2 separate regions of the Homo sapiens genome follow, and region 2 is linked to region 1. The links are chromatin contacts, found by Hi-C or POLR2A ChIA-PET in ENCODE. All regions are on one chromosome and are shown on one strand. Each heading gives the region's core, a stretch centred on a gene start or an enhancer-like site at or near the end of the contact. The rest is flanking DNA. Distances are from core to core; before and after follow the strand shown. Region 1 has its middle 310 kb from the start of ZMIZ1-AS1. Region 2 holds the start of LINC00856 (long intergenic non-protein coding RNA 856).

What was found. A loop is a pair of places that touch in the nucleus more often than their neighbours do. ChIA-PET counts read pairs that join two places held with the same protein, here RNA polymerase II (POLR2A).
Region 2: a loop to region 1 is called in a map of PC-3, with 1.8 times the contacts of the local background. The contact joins the promoter of LINC00856 here to the enhancer-like site in region 1. A Hi-C loop is called at or near these places in 2 of 168 maps with a recorded cell type or tissue (CD14-positive monocyte and PC-3). POLR2A ChIA-PET finds 5 or more read pairs at or near these places in 1 of 52 experiments (T-cell).

Annotation. Positions count from the first base shown.
Region 1 is chr10:78,752,828-78,759,349 of GRCh38, forward strand. No RefSeq gene overlaps it. Among named protein-coding and RNA genes, the nearest start is that of ZMIZ1-AS1, 310 kb to the right of the region's middle. RefSeq lists enhancers at 3,490-4,128, 4,768-5,406, 5,407-6,044. Within about 2 kb of position 3,989, at least 20 of the 41 ENCODE cell types and tissues checked have a DNase peak (open chromatin) inside an H3K27ac peak, as active enhancers do; they include CD14-positive monocyte and PC-3, where a contact is called at or near this core.
Region 2 is chr10:78,245,162-78,251,683 of GRCh38, forward strand. It overlaps LINC00856 (long intergenic non-protein coding RNA 856), which reads left to right and starts at 3,464. Exons shown (of 2, transcript NR_038985.1): 1 at 3,464-3,909; 2 at 5,116-6,522. RefSeq lists an enhancer at 5,248-5,317.

The sequences.
Region 1 (6,522 bases), core at 2,739-5,238:
ATCCTGGTATGCTAACCTCCCCCCAGTCCTGCAGACACCTCCCCCAGATTCTTACACTGCCTGGCTGTATCTGCTTCCTAGGGTTGTCAAGGAAACAAATGACCCTAAACTGATGGGGGCGAGAAGCCTGAAATCAGGGTGTCAGCCAAGTGGGCTCCCTCTGGAGGCCCTTAGGGAGAATCTATCCACATCTCTTTCCTGGCTCCTGGTGGCTCCAGCCATGCTCAGCACTCCTTGGCTGGCAGGCACATTCTCCAGCCTCTGCCTCTGCCTTCACTTCTATCATCACAGGACTTCTCCCTTGTGTCTCTGTGCCTTTTCCTTTTCTGTCTCTTGAAAAGACACCTGCCATTGTTTTTAGGCCCACCAAGGTCTAAATTCAGAATGAGCTCATCTCAAGATTCTTACATTATCTCTGCAAAGACCCTAATTTCAAATGCCCCATTCTGTGGTTCCAGGTAGACATGATTGAGGGTAAGGGGCACTGTTCAACCCAGTACACTGGTTGTGAGGGTGAAGGTTCCAGTCCTCACTATGGCTCCCTCAGTCCTTGCTACAAGACTCCAAAGCATGGGCTTGCTTGGACAAGTGGCTATTCCTTGAAACCTTGAGAACCTTGTTGTTTAAAAGAATAAGTCTCATGGGAGGAGTGTGGGCTTTTCTATGGGCTGAAGTGTCTCAGGTGGTCTCTGAGCCTCATTCTTCAGATCTCAACTTTCTACCAGCCCCAGCTGGTCCAAGATTATTAGGCAACTGGTGGAGATAATGTAGGGAAGGAAGGGTTTGTTAGAGAGAAGACCTGTGTAGTGCTGGAAACAGACACAATTTGTGAGTTGTGGATGGCACAGAGATCCCAGAGCAAGCAGGGATGCTGGGAGGGTGAGTGACAGCAGAGAAACCCTACCTGAGCTTCTTACCAGGCAGTAGCATTGGACTCATACTTACCGCTCTGAGCCTCAGTGTCCTCACCACTTACTCGATTTCACAAATGCCAGTTGGACACCTGTTAGGTTCCAGAACCAGGCTGGGTGGTGGAAACATGGCAGTGGGGAAGGCATGTCCCCACCGGGGCTTGACGAGCTCCCCATATGATGGAGGAGAAAGGCTCATGAAGGACCAAGGGGTCATCAGGCACTAAGGGCTGCAACAGCATTCGGTACAGCACCCTGGGAACACTGGTGGTGAGGTAGGCAGGGAAACACCCCTAAAAGAGGTGATGCCAAGCTGGGTCTTAAAGGAAGCTTAAGAGTCGTTCAGGAAGACAGCAGAGACTACGGTCCCAAGCTAAGCTCATGGCAGGAGCTTGCCCTTGGAAGTGCAGTATGGCCCTTGGAAGTGCTCTGTGTATTCCGAAAGGACATCATCACCTCTACGGGGTTGGAGGGTAGGGACTGTGGTGGAGACTGCTAGAGACAAGCTTGTAGAGAGAAGCAGAAACACTTGAATGCAAAGGAGTTGGGACTTTATTCTGTACCTGCTGGGGGCCGTTGGAGGCTGTTAAGCCTACTGTGTAGGGTGAACAAATTTGCAGTGCAGAAAGATCACTCAGGCAGCAAGAGGGGACAGAGGGCGCAGGCTGGGAGCAGGGAAACAAGCAGGAAGCTATTGCAACAGCCCCGTGAGAGATGACAAGGGCAGTGGCATGCGACGGAGAAGAAGGAGTGGATGCAAGAGGTATGTGAGGAGCAACCTGCACGGGGCTTGGTGACCTCACACCAGCCAGCTTTGCTGACCTGTCTGTGGGTCACAGAAGATAATGGATGTGATGCACTTTGAAAGCTGCAGAGCACCTTGTCTGGGTGCCATGGCTGGTTTTGACCAGATCATGAAATGCAGCCTCTCTCCTCCTCCCTGGCTCATCTCTGCTGCTTGCTTTTGCCTGTAAGCAAGGGAGAGAGGGGAGGTGAAAAACAGAGACATTAAGTGCCAAAGCTTATGTTAATACAGCATTAAGGTTGAAAATGTAATCTCCTAGGAGTCAGGAAATTCCGAACAAGGGGTTTCCATGGCAACCCAGCCACACTGCTCCTCTGTCCATTCGGGCCCTGTTTTCCTTGTTAAATATGATCCCATCGTATATTATATGTTATCGAGTTAAATGTGCTACCCACAGCATGCAGAGCTCCAGCCAGCAGCCCTCAGAGCTGCAGGAAATGAGTGTGTGTGTGTGTGTGTGTGTGTGTGTGTCCAGGGGTGGGAGCCTTCAGAATTCGCCTAATATAACACAGCCACATCTTAGGTCCTCGTATCTAATAAATGAGGTGTAATTCCATTAAGAGCAGCTCCTGTGTACACCAATGAGCAAGGAGGCTGCAAGCCCTGTGTTCAGAAGGGGTCGTTCAGGGTGCCTGCCCCTGCTTGGGGTGGGTAGGTGAGGGACGTGGCAGATTCCATCACATCCCCCACAGGAGTGCCCAGCAGCTCCGGCAGGACCATCCCTGCCACCCGGGGCTGCCTCCTGGATGCAGTTCTGAAGAGGTGAACTGGAATTACCTGACCCAGTGGTTCTTCTCACATGCCAGCCGATTGAAGATCAGCTGTCACTGTTAGTTAGCATCCCAGGGTACACTGGGCACCAGCAAACAGATGCGGAAAGGAAATTTGATGCTTCTCCAAACCCTGTCTCCCCACTAACACACCACAGTGGACAAAAGACTTCCAAAGACTTCCTCGGTGGCAGTGGGAGTTAGAAAGAAGGGGGAAATGACTGTCAGGGAGGGCAGCTAAGTAGTGCAGTGTGTGACGGAGAAACATCTGTAGGATAATACAGCGGAAAAAGCATGGAATGTTAGAATCAGGCTGCCTGACCTCAGCCGTCTCCCAGCCATGCGGTCTTCAGCAAGTCCCTTAATTTCCCTTTGTCTTAGTTTTTTCATCTGCAAAATTGGGATAAAATTACCATTAACCTCACACAGGCTTGTTGGAGGATTAAATGGGATAATTGATGCAAAAGCTCACTGTAAACTTCTAAATCCCTATACAAATGTCACTCTTCCAGGGAGCTCTAGAAAACCATGCTGGATTCTGGACTACTACAGTAGGCTGTAGAAATTTTGTGATTGGTTCTGGAATTCTGCGTTGGGTTCCAGAATTCATGGATGGGTCTAGAACACAGACAGACTTTTTCTGTAAAGACTCAGATCATAAATATTTTGGGATTTGAGGGCCATGCTGTGACTACTCAAGTTTTCTGGAGATAAGAAATGAATGGGCATGGCTGGGTTCCAATAAAACTTTATTTACAAAAACAGAAAGTGAACCAGATTTGACCTGTGAGCTGTACTTTGCCAGCCCGGGTCTACAGTGATCTGTGTAGGAAAGCAGTTTTGTGAGAATGCTACTCCTCTCCTCAGAATTTAACTCTCCCTCTTTGACACCCTCCTATCCTCCCATCTCCCACCCACTCACATCCATACCTCTTTCTTTACCCAGCCAACTCAACCTTCCAAAACCAGTTAGAGTCAGCTGCTCCACGAGCAAATTGCAGTCACTTTTGGCCCTTGCCTGCCTCCCTCACAGACTGTGAGATCCTTCCAGCAACCAGCTATGTTACCCAAGGCCCTAGCCCTTAGTCAATGTTTGGTCAATGTTTGTAGAATAGATGGTATGAAAAAACAACAACAAACAAACAAACAAAACAAAAAACAGAAAACAAAAAAACATCCCAGGGAGCCAGGACATTGTCATTCTCAGGAAATCTGTGAGCTGGGATCGTTTCCAAAATCTCAGGTCTGGGCACCAATCCTCTAGTTATAAGCTACTCCGTCAGGGCTTCTAGAACCATCAGTAGGCAGCATCTTTATAGATGCAGGCCAACTTGTGTGTCCACAACCCAAGCCTGGGGCCAACCTGTTGTCTACATAGGCGTGGTGGTGCCCTGTGGCAGCAGGCCAGATGGGCAGGAGCAGGTCAGCGGAAGGCTATAACCTTAGCGAGAAGGTGACAGCCACAGCACCCCTCCCTCTGAGGGAAGGCGCCCCATGTGATCAAGCACATGTGTTCCTGCTCATGACAGCGCAGCAGCCTCCTCATGCCACCCTCGGGGAGCCTCAGCCTCCTCCAGGCTGATGATGTGGAAACTTCCAGAAGTGCAGCAGCCTCTCAGCTTTCCCATTTGCTAGCTTCCCCCATCCTCCTCCTGGGCACAGCAGACAGGCAGAACCAAGTTGTGTAACTCACCTCTGAGTCACACTTCCCCTGTTTCCCCCAGCACGGCATCTGCTTTCTGCCTGACAGAGCCAGGCTTCCTCGGGACAGCCAGACAGGCGGCTATTGTTCAAAAGTCAGGGCCGGTTTGATGGGCTCTCCCGCCCCCAGTAGATGAGCTAGGAAGATGTCACTTTTAATTACAACGGTGAGGGAATAGGTATAGGTGTGTGCGTGTGTGTGTATGGAGCAGGGTTCCACAGGCTTGTGCAATGTGCGTGTGTCTTCACATCGTGACGTGGGTGTGTCGTTAGTGCAGGCTTGTGTATTGCATAGGTGTGTGATGGGTACATGTGTGCTTGCACACGCAGGGCTTTGTGTGTGCACAGGCAGATGCTTTTGGGTACATGGGAGGCTGTTTTTCCTATACGTGCTGTGTGCCTAAGAATGTCTGCTGTGTGGCCATGTGCTTTCATCCGGGTCTGTGCGTGTCTTTAATTTAGGACTCCTTCTCCTGGAGGATTCGATAGCTTCCACCCTCTAGCCTTGGCAAATGAATATTTTATTACTTTTCTTTTGCCATAGCATTAAGCAGTTTTCCTGCGAAGAGCGAGAGCATGACACACTCCAGCAGACAGAGACAAGGCCTCTGATGTCAGAGCCCTGAAAAGCAAATCACCCTACGACGACGTCCCAGGAGGGCTCGCAGATGCTGGGTGTTAGGGCCATTAACAACTGATGAGTCAGCCCTTTACCCGTTCGTCCGACAGCATTCTCTCGAAATATAAAGCCAGCACACCCATTTCACAGGAGGCTGGAGGGAGCTCCCTGCCACTCCTCCCAAAGCCAGCCCAAAGCTGTTTAATTTTTTTTCTCACTTCCTGGTCCTCCTGTTAGGCAAAAGGCTGAATCCTGGGAACAGAAGATCATCGTATAACCCAGAGCCGGCAAGTGAAAGGTCCTGACTTCTCCCCAGGCTCAGGGTGAGGGCCAGGCAGCCAGGCTGAGAAGGAGCCAAGAACACAGGAGGCAGGAGGCCGTGGAGGCACAGTGGGAACACCGATATCAAGACAGTGAACAAAGACAAGCATGTAAAGGATGGATTCGTAAATAGGTCATCTTTATATTTCACTCCCCCTCGGGACAGTCTGCAAGGCTGGGGAGGACATGTCTCAGGCTGACCCGCTGAGGAATGGGTTGTACACCACCAACTCTAACCTAATTGGTAGAGGGTTGGCTGCCCCCATAGGCAAAACTAGCACCCTGTGCTGCAGGCCCAGGAAGCTTTAGACATAAGGCAAACTGCTGAGAAGGCCAACGGGGTAGGCTCTGCCATAGCACCCCTGAAAGGCAAGTGGCCTGTCCCACGTCTCCAGAGCTGCAGAGCCACGCCAGGCCCTTGCACTCCTGTCTCTCCAGCGGCTCTCTCCATCCACAGTGACTCAGATGGTGGTAGAAGCTCCTAGCTTCCCTGTCTCCCATCTCTCTAGAAGATGGCTTGGAGCAAGAAGTGCTTACTCCGGGACCTTGAGGCTGGGCCCGTGTGGGGCAGGGGCTGCTCCCCACTGCTGGCAGTGAGTCTGCCACCCAAGTTCTCTGAACCAGAGCAGCCAGGATGGGGATGAAACAGAGCCACATCTGAAACTCTGGAGCACTGGAGCTGGAGACATCATTCCTTGGTTCGCTCCTTCCACAGATAGTCACTGGGTGCTGACTGCATGTTCTGGAATAAGTGTAAAAGTCCCCAAACAAGAGCATTAGAAAAATAAACAGTGTAAAGGGGCTGGGTGTGGGGCTCACACCTGTAATCCCAGTACTTTGGGAGGTCAAGGTGAGAGAATTGCATGAGCCTAGGAGTTCGACACCACCCTGGGCAACATGGCAAGACCCTGTCTCTACCAAAAATACAAAAATTAGCCAGGTGTGATGGTGCATGCCTATAGTCCCATCTACTGGGGGTGCTGAGGTGGGAAGATCATTTGAGCCTGGGAGGTTGAGGCTGCAGTGAGCTATGATCTCACCACTGCAGTCCAGCCTGGGCAACAGAGCAAGACCCTTAAGACCCTGTGAAAGAGAAAAAAAAGAAAGAAAGAAAGAAAGAAAGAAAGAAAGAAAGAAAGAAAGAAAGAAAGAAAGAAAGAAAGAAAGAAAGAAAGAGAGAGAGGAAGAAAGAGAAAAAGAAAAAAAGAAAGAGGGAAAGAAAAGAAAGGGAGAGAAAAGGAGAAAGAAAGAAAGAAAGAAAGAAAGAAAGAAAGAAAGAAAGAAAGAAAGAAAAGAAAGAAAGAGAGGAAGGAAGGAAGGAGGGAAGGGAGCGAGGGAGGGAGAAAGAGAGAGAGAGACAGAAAGAAAGAAAGAAAAGAAAGAAAGAAAGAAAGA
Region 2 (6,522 bases), core at 2,214-4,713, 510 kb before region 1:
CCCCTTTGCACCACTTGGGCTTGGCCACTCACACTGGGCCACCACTCACCCTCATGTATGGCCCCTTTGACCTGCTTAGCCTTTGACACCCCGTGATCGCCTCCACCCCATGATGTGCTCCAGTGCCCCAGTGGCTGCTGTCTCATTTTGCATAGATGCCAACCTTGCTTAATCCCACGTAGTGGCTTCTAGCCTAAATTGTTTTGGAAGGAAAGGGAAGAGTATATGTGAAATATTTTGATGTACAGAAGTTTTACATTTTAAAGAAAATAAACCTATTGACCTTTCTCTTCATGTTTTCTCAATTTAGCTCTATACTTAGGTCTTTCCTACCCATCTTAACTTGGGTCCCCCAAAGAGCAGAACCTGTGACAAAGGCCTATCTGCAGAGTTGATTTTGTGATTGGCTTCCAGGGAAGAGGAGTGGGAGGCTGGAAAGAGGGAGACAGGACAGGAGGGGAGGCCAACACAGGGGAAATAGGGGTCAGTCCTGCTGGGGTCCTGTCAGGAACTTTGGAGAACATGCCTCAGAATTGGCTCCCTGGCAGAGGGAAGAAGGTTTTTATTTCACAAGAATCAAAGGCTTCCCTGGGGGATGTGGACTGCTTGCACTCCCAATATTGTGCACACGGCAGAATGGCAGAGTTGGTCACTGACAGCAGGTATCCCAAAGAGCTGGGCCAGAGAAGCTGGGAGCAGAGAGAGAGGGAGATGTGGCATGGCGGGGGTGGTGAAACAAAAAGAGGAGCTGACAGGGTGTGACATGCGGCATAAAAGATGTCTGGCATGCAACTTGAAGATAATGTGAATCTTACTTCATATTTCATTTTAATACTCTATTTTTTAAATATTTAACCTATCTGGAATTTTATTTTATTTTATATTTTTGAGATGAGGTCTTGCTGTGTTGCCCAGGCTGGAGTGCTATGGCACAATTGCAGCTTACTGCAGCCTCAAACTTCTGGACTCAGGCGATCCTCCCACTTCAGCCTCCCCAGTAACTGGGACTACAGGCCTGTACCAACATGCCTGGGTAAAATTTTAAATTTTTTTGTACAGACAGGGTCTTGCTTTGTTGCCCAGGCTGGTCTTGAACTTCTGGCCACAGATAATCCTCTTGCCTTGGCCTCCCAAAATGTTGGAATTACAGGTGTGAGCCACTGTGCCTGGCCTGGAATTTATTTTAAAGTGTGGTGTGGGCTGGGCGTGGTGGCTCACGCCTGTAATTCCAGCACTTTGGGAGGCCAGAGTGGGTGGATCACGAGGTCAGGAGATCGAGACCATTCTGGCTAACACAGTGAAACCCTGTCTCTACTAAAAATACAAAAAAAAATTAGCCAGGCATGGTGGCAGGGGCCTGTAGTTCTAGCTACTCGGGAGGCTGAGGCAGGAGAATGGTGTGAACCTGGGAGGCAGAGCTTGCAGTGAGCCCAGATCGCACCACTGCACTCCAGCCTGGGTGACAGAGCAAGACTCTGTCTCAAAAAAAAACCAAAAAAAAAAAAAAAAAAACCAAAGGACCAGGCCCGGTGGCTCACGCCTGTAATCCCAGCACTTTGGGAGGCCAAGGCGGGTGGATCACAAGGTCAGAAGATCAAGATCATCCTGGCTAACATGTAAAAATACAAAAAAAAATTAGCTGGGCATGGTGGTGGGCACCTGTAGTCCCAGCTACTTGAGAGGCTGAGGCAGGAGAATGGTGTGAACCTGGAGTGTGCAGTGAGCCGAGATCGCGCCACTGCACTCCAGCTTGGACGACAGAGCGAGACTGTCTCAAAAAAAAAAATCATGTGGTGTGAGGTAGGGATAGAATTTAAATTTGCTCCCTAGTAGGTTGGTCAGTTATCCTCAAGCCATAATTCACTGAATAGTCCATATTTTCCCATAATGACATGAAATTCTATCTTAAAAGTATATTAAAGTTTAAATATATTATGTATTGAATCTGCCTCATTGTTCCGTCTGCTAATTTTTTTTTGCTAGTACCACACTGTTTTAATTATTGCAGATTTAGAATGCATTTTAAAATTTGCAGAACAAATATCCCTTTAGTGATGTTCTTTTTTCAGAAATTTATTAGTGAGCAGTAGAAGTTTATTTTTCTAGAGGATCTTTTGAATTATTATTGTAATTTTTATTCTTCTTTTTTTTTTTTTTTTTTTTTTTTTACCTTCCCAGGGGGAAAGGGCCTGAGCTTGTACATTCTTCAGCCAAGTAGCAAACCTCTCTTTCACAGATGGTCAGAATACATAAAATCATATGATATAAAGACACAGATGGTGTGTTCCCACTCACTATGCTGCCCGCCTTTTAATTTTACTCTCACTGCTGTCCTGTGACTTTAGGAAAGGGCGGTTATTGTGTACAGCACAAGTACAAGGCTTAGAAAATATTTTTTTTCCCCCAAAGGCACACAAATAAATATTAGACATAGAACTGAAATGCCTTTTTGTGTTCATAAGACTTCTTAGAAAGAATGACAGTCTAGGAATTAAAGTCTGTGCTTCTAATGGGAAATCCTTGGTCCTGATGTGTTTACATTGAAGCAACTATTTTAACTGAGTCTTATGAAAGACCTTCTTAGGAGTGACAGGTATGAGCTATTGCAACAAAACATAGTGTACAATCTTATGTGAGGGTCTTTAAATAGAGAGCCGGTTATAAAGACTGTGTCCCTGATGTGTGGGGCTGGTCCTCCTCCCCAGCAGACCTCACCTCCCTGCCCTTTCAGCATCCCCTCCTTGGCCCCAGCTGATGGCTGATGCTCCCATTGGTCTCTGTGGTGCTACCTGCCACTGGCCTGCCAAGACCTCAGACCCTCGCTGTCTCCTTGTCCCATTTCCCCTGAGGCTTGTGGCTGGTTCTGTGGTTATGACTGAGTTGGCCCTTCTGACATCCTGATCCAGACACTTCCCAACCTAGGCTGTCTCAGCTCTCCAAAAGCACCCTGAAAATAAAAATGGAAAGGAGTTTGGCTCCTTGGGTGAGGTTGTTCCTGCTCTCCCTAAGACACTGTTCTTTTCTGTAAATTTCACCTATCTGAAAGAAACAGAATGCTTCTTGTTTCTTGGTGGGGAAAAGTAACCATAATGGAATGCCGCCTTCATGCTAGGCATTTTACAGGTCACCCCATTTAATCTTCACAATTCTATAGGAAGGGATGCTTGTCTCTGCTTTAGAGAGGAGGAAACTGAGGCCAGAGGGTTTATGGAACATGTGCAATGTCATGTGGAATGTTAATAGTGAAGCCAGGGCCAAAACCGAGGTCTGCCTGAGTCCAAGTCCAATTCCACAAACATGATGTTAACATACTCCTCGGTGCCAGGCACTGTGTTTTAGGGGCATAGCTGCCTCCCTATTGTCAAGGATTTTGAGCAGATCAGATTTGAGGACCTTTTTTCGATAGGTCTATATTTTTCTTACAGCCACTCCCCATTTTAAGCGCATCGTGAGTAGGCTTTTGGAGTCTGATCTATCGAGCTGGGTATGTTTGGAAAGCTACAGAGCAGTAGCCATAGAAAGACTGCGTGAGACAGAGTCCTAGCCTATCTGTCCGGCCAGTCGAACCTCATGTGTTCGCTGCTTTCATTTTCCCTTGGCTGAGGAAACGATGGTTTGGTTTTGCAAAGGAATGCTGGGGACTTCTGCCAGCTTGCTAACGGCCTTGCCCCATTCAGATGCATCGAACTCACAGAACATCGCTCCCCAGCTGCTGGCTCGCGGTTCTGAGAGTGCCTGAATAGAAAACCACTCATTTCCCTTCGCAAAAGAGGCGCCCAAAGCAGATATTTCAATATATTCCAATTTAGCCGAGGGAAGCCAGAACATGGATGTTGTTGCCAAGGAAACCACCTCCTTCCTCCTGTGTGCTGTGCATACGTGTATCACTTCATCTCTCTGCTCTCCAAGGTAATATCATAGCTCCGTGCTTGGGGAAGGGTTTTTAAAAAGGCATATAAAACCTCTTAGCATCAAGAAGATTCATTAAATGATCTCATTCCAGAGAAGCTTAAATTATTCTTTTTAGATCCTTTTATGCTGAGGATGGGGAAATGGCTGAGTCAGTGCTATCTCTCGCAGCCCAGCTTGGTGTCTTCGTGGAGACAGTTTTTCAGAAATAAACAAATCAGAGTTCGCAAGCTTAGACAGGGCGAGTGTGTGTGTAATAAGAACGAGGCCGTCATGTAGCTGTAATGTCACGGTCTAATCCCTCCTAGAGGATCTGCCAAGACCACCTTGATCTGAGGGCCTCCTGGGTGTGAGGCCACATTGCACAGGGCAGGCTTCAAAGTGGAGACAAGAGAGGGTCGGTGTTGCAAGGCCACCTGTCAAAAGATTCCTTGTTCGGGAACTGCGTGGGGATTTCTGCTGCCCAATCTGTTCTCAGACCCACTCCTGGGCTGTTTTTGTCCTGCCTTGGTGTCTGGTCTTGGGTCCACCTCTCTCTCCTGGACGCTGCCATCACCCCCTTCATTCCCACCTACCCTATTCTGTATGTTAAAGTCAGCACAATCGCCCTCATGCCTTACAACCCAAGAGACAAACTGGAGGGTGCACTTGGTAGTCATCTGAGAGCTCAGTGGGTGGCCCCGACTTTCACACCTTCTTCCTCTCAGCCCCTCCTGGTTTTTAGGGCTCAGATTCCCCCTTGCCCACTGCATATGCAGATTAAATTTGGCTTCTCTCTTTCAATTAGTGGCACTAGCCAAGAATATTGGTTTATATTAGTCATTCCCAGCTGGGGGGCAATTTTGCCCCCCAGGGGACATTTTTGGTTCTTATTTCGAGGAGGGAGTCCTGCTGGCATCTAACGTGCAGAGGCCAAGGACTCTGCTGAAACAACTTACAGTGCACAGTCCAGGCCTCTAAAAACAGAATTATCCAGCCCCAGGTGCCAATAGTGCTGTGGTTGAGAAACCCTGGCTTATACTTATTCTCTTTGCTCGTTGATGTAATAAATATTTATTGAGTACCTACTATACACCAGGCTCTAAGCCAGCAGCTGGGGATGTGAACTGAACAAGACAGACATAGCTTCACTCACTTTCTCACATAGAGCCAATTGGGAGACGTTAAACAAATAATTACAATGATACAAATAAATTATTATTACAGCTTGAATCTAGATCTGACGTGGATATCCTGCCACAGTTCCGAAGTCTACCTAGTGCCCCAGCCGAACCTGCCCTGGCTCCTAGGTGGGGTATGGACATCTGTGACATCCCTCCCCAACACCCCACCAAGCTGGGCTGCAAGACGGGTTATGGTGGCCCCATGACTTCCTTCCTTGGTAAGCCACAGGACTTCCTTGTTAACTGCTTTGCTGTTGGTCATTGCAGAGAAATAGGGAACAATAAAAACAACCTGAGGTGTGGCAAAGGCTCTAGGACTGCATCATCTGCTGAAGCTCCAGTCCCTGCGCTGCATCTCCTGAGTGGCATCTGTGATGGCAAACAAAGGCTCCTTGGGCTTCACGCTCTGCTTTCTTTCTAAGTGGTACTTACCACCCGCTGCATCCCAGCCTTCTTCTGACCAGCTTCCTCTTCTGATAGGCTTATTTCCATGAAGTTTTTCAGAGTTAGAAGCATGAACTTTAGAACCAGATGATCCCGGTTGGAATCCATCTCTGGCACTTGCTATATGACCTTGGATAAGTTACTTAACCTTTCTGTGTCTCAGTTTCTTTTTCTATAAAATGGGCATAATAAAATCTATCTAGCATAGTTATTGTAAGGATTAAGTAAGTTATTATATGCAGAGCTCTTGGTTCACAGTTAGTGCCATTTAAGCCTTTCTGTCATTCTTACTGTTACCATTTTCCTGGCATGTCAGTCTGATGATGCAGACGAGGCAGGAACTTTCGTCTCTGCCTCTCGTGGACTGCCCAATCAGCTCCACGGAACTCAGCCATGCCTGCAGTGCTGCAGGCCTCGCTTTGGACTGCTGGAGGCTGAGAAGTCAATGGATGTTGCTTGGGCATTTTGGGGGGTTTCCTTATGCAGGAGGAAGATGACAATCATTGTGGAAGCAGAAGGTTGTCATGGAAATGCACCTGTTCCAAGTCATTGCACCCTGGGCTCTGGGCTGGCTCTGCACGGGCCTGCCATGCACTGACTTCAGCTTCATCTGAGTCAGTGGAAGGCTGGACAAAGGTAGACATCTTTCCTCACTGCCAGCCTGCCATTGCGGCTTTCTGTCTCTGGTGTGAACAGGCAATCGAGCTTTCCTGGTCTCCTGAGCTACTGTGAACGTGGCAGAAGATAGTGGACTCTGAATAACATTGGAAACAACTACTTCCTGGACGGCCACTGTGTGCATGGCCTGCGGGAGGGTGAGGGCAAGAGGACTGATGGTTACTGGGAATCTTCTTCATGGCCAGGCTTCTGTGTGTCCTCTCACTTAATCCTCCAACAGCACTGTGAGGAAAATACAGCATCCCACCTCACAGGCGAGGAAGCTTAAGTTGAAGGAATGTTAAATTGCCTGCTCTGAGCCTCACAGCCGGGAGGTGACAGCCCCAGG